2 separate regions of the Homo sapiens genome follow, and region 2 is linked to region 1. Evidence: chromatin contacts called from ENCODE Hi-C or POLR2A ChIA-PET data. All regions are on one chromosome and are shown on one strand. The core of a region is the stretch at or near the end of the contact, and the rest is flanking DNA. Distances in the headings are between cores, read along the strand shown. Region 1 has its middle 160 kb from the start of TLE3. Region 2 has its middle 67 kb from the start of TLE3.

What was found. A loop is a pair of places that touch in the nucleus more often than their neighbours do. ChIA-PET counts read pairs that join two places held with the same protein, here RNA polymerase II (POLR2A). Pooled maps may share reads with other maps.
Region 2: a pooled map shows a loop between it and region 1 (1.8-fold over the local background). The contact joins two enhancer-like sites. A Hi-C loop is called at or near these places in 3 of 168 maps with a recorded cell type or tissue (CD14-positive monocyte, heart left ventricle and sigmoid colon) and 5 of 50 pooled maps. POLR2A ChIA-PET finds 5 or more read pairs at or near these places in 1 of 52 experiments (A673).

What each region holds. Positions count from the first base shown.
Region 1 is chr15:70,257,542-70,260,671 of GRCh38, forward strand. No RefSeq gene overlaps it. Among named protein-coding and RNA genes, the nearest start is that of TLE3, 160 kb to the left of the region's middle. RefSeq lists enhancers at 1,385-1,474, 2,533-2,612, 2,643-2,862 and a silencer at 2,163-2,322. Within about 2 kb of position 1,615, at least 11 of the 41 ENCODE cell types and tissues checked have a DNase peak (open chromatin) inside an H3K27ac peak, as active enhancers do.
Region 2 is chr15:70,163,485-70,166,614 of GRCh38, forward strand. No RefSeq gene overlaps it. Among named protein-coding and RNA genes, the nearest start is that of TLE3, 67 kb to the left of the region's middle. Within about 2 kb of position 1,612, at least 16 of the 41 ENCODE cell types and tissues checked have a DNase peak (open chromatin) inside an H3K27ac peak, as active enhancers do.

The DNA.
Region 1 (3,130 bases), core at 365-2,864:
GGACTCCTGAATTCAAAATTCCCCTACCCACAACTATCCCACCCCCACCTACCCAATCTAGACAACCTTGATTCCAATAGGAGAGCGGCAGGCTGCATTTTCCTGGTGAGGCTAAGAATTGCTGCCTTCCATCTTCCTCTTTTCAAAGGAAGAGCTGGTCCTGAGGGCCCCAAGGTCCAGGGTGAGGAGGGCATGTGGCTGCTTCCTCATGACAGGAAGGACTGGGTAGTGACACAGGACACATGGGGGCAGGGGCACAAAGCGACTTCCGTGAGACCTAGCTCAGGGAGCTGGTCATATGGCCTAGCAAGGATGGCTCCTCAGGCTGGGCTCGTGGTCTCCCATCTCACTGGGTGTCTGAGACTCAGGTATTGCTGGGTGGTTGGGGGAGCTGCAGCGTTTCCTTACCCAGGGGCCATCTGAGGGGTTCAGGCTTGAGTGCTTTTGGTCCTGCATTTCCTGAGCACCTGCCAGGTGCGAGGCACCCACAACTTCATTGCTCCCACAAACTTCCTGCAGGTAGACCTCATTGCTCTACATTTCAGGTGAGAAAAACTAAGTCTCAGAGAAGTTAACTAACTGCCCAGGGTCCACAGCCAAGGGAAAGCAGAGCAGGGTGGAAACCCTAAGTCACCATCTGTGAGCTGGTGCTCACACACGTGGTGGTCCTCCACCACGCCATGTCCCTTGGCCACCTGGGGCTCATCTTTTAGAGGGAAAAGCTGTGAGCTGGGTGCTCCTCCACTACTCCATGTCCCTTGGCCACCTGGGGCTCTTCTTTTAGAGGGAAAAACAGAGGGACAGAGAGGATAAATAAACCGAGGGGCCATTTAACAAAGTGGTGAAGGGCTCTGGACCAGACTGGGTTCAAATCCTGGTTCCGCCACTCAGTAGCCAGTGGCCCCAGGTGAGTTATTTAACCTCTCTTTGCCTCGGTTTCCTCATCTGTAACATGGAGACAGTGGGTCCTAACTCAGGTGCTGCCAGGACGTTAAGAGTTGCATGCTTGGCACAGCGCCAGAAACGTGGCGAGTACTTGGTGGTCGTCAGCTGCCACTGCTGCCATGACAGGTAGACAGCATGGTAGTCAGAAGCCGGGCATCCCTTGCTCCACCCCTGACTCTCCTGCCTGCACAAGATGCAGCCCTCTCCTCTCGGAGCCCTTCTTAGAGGAAGCTTGCGGGGTGGTGTGTGTTTCTCTCACTGAGTCTGAAGCCGACCTCAACCCCAGCCTGAGCCAAATGTCACCGGAAAGGCATGGCCTGTGGTTTGCTGACGCCCCCGCCTCACCAGCCCTGGAAGCCTGCTGTGCTCTTGGGGCCCCAAAGGCAGAGGGCCTGGCTGGGCCAGCTCATGAGGTTGGAGGCTCTAGAAACCAGGCGGAAGGGACGAGGGTGGCAACCAGATTGGGTCCTCAGTGAGGGGCTGGAGAGGTGAGTGGTTAGAGCAGGTCAGGCTGTGCAGAGGGCCCAGGCCGTCTGGGGTGCTGGGCCATTTGTCCATCTTTCTGCCTACTTGTTCTTCCCTCTGCCTGGGAATTCCTCACGTGTGAGTTTCTCGCTTCTAAGGCAGCTGCCACTTACTGGTTTTCCTGCTCCTCGGCAGCCAGAGCTCAGTCACGTGACCTCAGCTCTGCTAGCAGATATGCTCACGTGGGACCTCAGCCTGCAGTCAGGCGTCTGAAGAAGCAGATGCTGTGAGACCCCCGTCCAGCAGGAGTGCCAGCTGCTGGGCCCCCTCTCCCAGGGGCAGCTGTGGGCGGGACTCAGGGTTGGCACCCGGTGCCCAGCGTCCATGGTAGAAAGTGTGCTGGCTGAGAGTACCGTGGTGACCCCATGGCCAGTCCTACAGGGTGGCTTTAGGATTGGGTCCTGGTGGTGTGGCCTTTATGTTTGGGTCTCTAGTCCTCGCAGAGACTGACCAAGGGCTCAACTGAAAATCATTTAATAAATGCCTTTTTTCCTTAAACAGATGGGATTTCTGTTGTTTCTTCTGTCCTGTGTGCCTCCCCCACTCCCTATCTAATGGATTATCTTTGGGGAAATTCAAACGGGCTTCTGAAGGACAGCTCCATGCTGTGCTTTTTGTGCCTGGCATTTATACAGATGAAATCAAGTTGAAATCAACATGGAGGGCTGCCTTGACCTGGAGGTGTGTGTGTGCCCGCATGTGCACGGGTGTAGCCACAAAATGAGGATGTGCAGCTTGAGAATGGGGTGTGAGAGAGGTGGGTGCAATCTCAATGCCTGGCCGTGAGGCAGGTGGGTTTGGGACTGAGTGTGTGAAGCCATGTTCTTCCTGTACCAACTGCTGCCTCCCCATTTCTGCATCCTGGTGCAGGGCCTTGGGCTTCTAACTCCCACCGTCTACCGGGACCTGAGCAGCACCAACCACAAGAGGGCAGACAGACAGACCACCCACAGGCTACCTCCGGGCCTCCTCTGGATGACCAACTCCTTTATGCCCAGGCCTGTGTCAAGCACTGGGTAGGGCTGGGGTAAGGCTGGGGAAAAAAAACCAGTAGGGACTCATTGCATTATAGGATTCCAGGGAGGGAAGGTACCTGTGTGACCATGCATTGTGCTTTAGCCACAGTGCTTTGCTTTCCAGTAAAATCTATTTCAGCCCAACCAAAGCCAAGCTGTTCTGGGGGGCATCTCCCCAGCCCTTCCCAAGGACTCTGCACACCAGGACCAGACAATGATCTTTGTTTCAGAGAAAGGAAACTGCAACCTGGAGGTGGGTGGTGACTTGCTCAAGATCTCCCAGTGAGTTACCCACACAGCTCCCTCTAGTCTCCAGGGTAGAGAGTTTATGTGCATATGTGCGTGAGCGTGCAGACACACACAGGCACATATGTGCACACTCAGACAATGGACTGCGTGAAGGGTCTTCACCCTCTGTCTTCCACAAGGCCTGCTGTCCCCTCTGCTGGCCTAGACACTGACCACACTCATTCTGCTGCTGCAGTCCAGAGAGTCCTGTTCTCAGGTCCTAGGGGCTTTCACAGCCAGGCCACAACATCAGCAAAGGAGAACATTCCAGAAGTCTGGTGCGGCAGCCCTAGGGTTGGAGTTTCATGGGTTGGAAGGTTTGGTTCTAGCACAGGAGAGGGAACCAGACACTGTGA
Region 2 (3,130 bases), core at 362-2,861, 94 kb before region 1:
AAAAAGGAAAAAGAGAGGCTTATCCTCACAGAGATTGAAGGAGAGTGGGTGCTGGGCGACCAAGAGCTAGGGACCCAGGAGAGAGAAAAATGCACACCCAAGAGATGGCAAAGGGGCCCCTTCTGATGACGAGCTAGGGGCTCTACTATCCTACTGGGGTCTGGCCCACCCTCGTTACTATGGGTTTCTGGTTGCAGGAGACCTTAGAGGGGCTGATCCTGCCCCCATCTTCCCCACCCACACACCAAGGAAGGCTGGTTGTGGATAACTGAAATCCCAGAGTCTGCTTCTGCCATGCTCTTGAGGCTGAGGAATGGGCTCAGACAGGTGGGATCCCTGTTACTACATCAGCACTAAGACAAAGGGACAAGCTCTGGACCAAGAATTAGGAGGCTGGCTCAGGGCTAGTTATTTTTCTGGGTCTTGGATTCCCCATCTGGGAAACATGGAACCAACAGTATCTATCTGCTTGGACTACCATGCAAGTCTGCACATGATCTAACTCCAAAGGAGTTGGTCACCCAGATGTTCCTTTTGGGGCTCCTGGGGGCTTCCGGTGCGCTCTTGCACTCGCGCGCTCTCTCTCTCTGTCTCTCTCCCTGAGGTGAAGACATAAGAGGCAGCAGATGGCCAGGACCTTTGCTGTGGTCCCAGGAGCCCTCACTGGGTAAATAACACTGACTCCCAGTAAGCCTGGAAATTTCCATTCTTTAGGGAGAACATTAGTGAGCATAGTGCCAGCCACTATTTTAGTCACTTTTAACCCAGGCTGCCTGGCTCCAAAGACCACACTCTCTTGCCCACTACATGGTATTGCCTCTTGTGAAGCACACACATAATATTCAGTATGTGGCTCTGGAGTGGGACTGTGTATCAGTTAGCTATTGCTGTATAACAAGTAAGTCTAAAAACTAAGTGGTTTATTTTTCACAATTCTATAGGTTGTCTGGGCAGTGCCTCTGCTGCTTTCTGCTGGGCTCATTCGCTCAGCTGCATTCAGCAGGAGGGTGGGCTGGAAGGGCTGCTGGACTGGGGAATCCACCGTGGCTTGATGCACATGTTTGATGCTGGAGTGCCTCAGTTCTCCTCCAAGTGTCCTCTCACCCTCCAATAAGATAGACAAGCAGCCTTGGGGCAGCATCCCAAGGGCAAGAGCAGAAGCTGTCAGGCCTTTGGGGCCCAGGCTGCTGAACTTGCTGGTACCTTTCCATCACATCCTGTTAGTCATGGTGAGTCCAGATTGACTGGACGAGGGAAACAGATCCCACCTCTTGATGGAAGGAACCTCAAAGACATTGTGGACATATTTAATTTGCCACAAGATGCCTGGGTTTAACTCTCAGTTTGGACACTTGCTAGTTGTAAACTTGAGCTTTTCACTTAACCTGTCTGAACCTCAATCTCCTTCTCTGCAAAATGGGGACAATCCTAATCCCCCTTGTCAAGTTTTATGACGACTAAGTGAGAAAAGGGCATGAAGTGCTTTGCCCAGTACCTGAGACATAAGCGCCCATTGTGATTATATTAATAGACCCTGCTCTTACTCGTCCATGACCTCAGGGCAGAAAAGGACTTTGAGGAATTCAGAGAGGCCTGGTGCCCTGGCCAGCTGACAGCAGAGCCTGACAATTAGCTAGGTCTCCCGACTCCCCGTCCAGTGTTCTTTCTGCCACACAAGCTGCCACTCTTAGACTGAGCACAAAAGACAAATCTTCCAGTCTGGGGATGGCAGATCGATTTTCTCACCCTTGCTGGCTGTGATTGATTGGTGGTGCTGCCCTGAGTTCTGCAGTGAGAAAAGCTGTGAGGTCTGGCCCCAGCTCAGTGGGAAGGAGGGCCAGGATCGATCGGTGATGTTTGCCCTGGGTGCAGTCGCGGGGCGGGGGCACACACGCAGTTTGCTTGCCATTCCTGCTCTGGTCTTAGCTCTGACCTCACCCCTGTGGCTGTACTAGGTGCTGGGTGAACAACGTGCTCCAGGCCTTTCATGTCACAGAAGAGGACGCAAGGTCCGGACTGGTCAGGAGATTGGCCTCATGGTCACACAGCAGGATGTTTCCTGGTCAGTGACTTTCCCATGTTTCCATTCTTCCCAGATCCCTGGGGAGTCTGGACAAGTGTGTGTCTGGCTCCTGTGGCCTGAGTTTCCAATTCCCAACTAAGAAAGGTAGAGATTCCAGGGCTTTCTGCTCTGGCTCAGGCCTCAGGCAGGGGGTCCTTAAAGCACCAGCATGGGGAAAAAGGCTTCTCGGCTCTTTGTTTGGATTCAGACAGGGCATTTTCAAGTTTCTTGAGATCACAGTGGAGGCCAGCCAATTCTATTTTCACTCGAGGCTCAATCATCTCTTTCCCTGGTCTTCTGCACACACGGGCTGGCGTGAACTCAGATGCGGCAGGCCCACAATTAGGAGAGAGGGAGGAGTAGTTACTCAGGCGCTCAGGGCCAGCAGGTTTGGAGCACCCTTTCCGAGGCAAAGACATGACACAAATCTTCCCACTGCCCAGCCAATTCCTCCTCGTGTATCTGCCTGGGGTGACACTCAGACAAGGTCTGCACTCAGGCCCAGCCATTAAGGAATTCATTAATCAGAATCCTGTTTACAGCTCTCTGGCAAGCGATCATAATTTACTGGCTCAAGCCAGACCCTGGGCCTTCCTGCAAACTGCTGTGACATTTGGTAAAAATATCAGCTGGGGACTGGGCCAGGCCGGGAGGTGTGTATGCAATTCATGCTGACTTGTGAAACAGAGGTGCTGTGTGGGTCACAGGCACTAGGGAAGGCTGGAGGACAGGCTGTCACTGGTTCCAGGTGTCACCTTGGACAAGTCACTTCCCTGTCATCTCACATCTGTATTGCAAGAGGTTTGGAGTAAGTCAGATGGCAAGTCTGTCAGCCCACAGACTCGCCCCTTGTGCTCTGCACAGGATCCACTAGCATGGGTTTTTTTTTTTTTTTTTAAATAAAACAATAGAAAATGGAATCCCTTGCCAACATTTACAAACTGCAAATTTCACTTGAAAATCTAGATTTCTGGTACATGGGGAGTGTACTCCTATCTGGCAATGAGAGCCTGAAGCTGAGTATTTCCCGACATCTCCAGATGGGTCTGTGGTCTCAGGTTTGCCAAG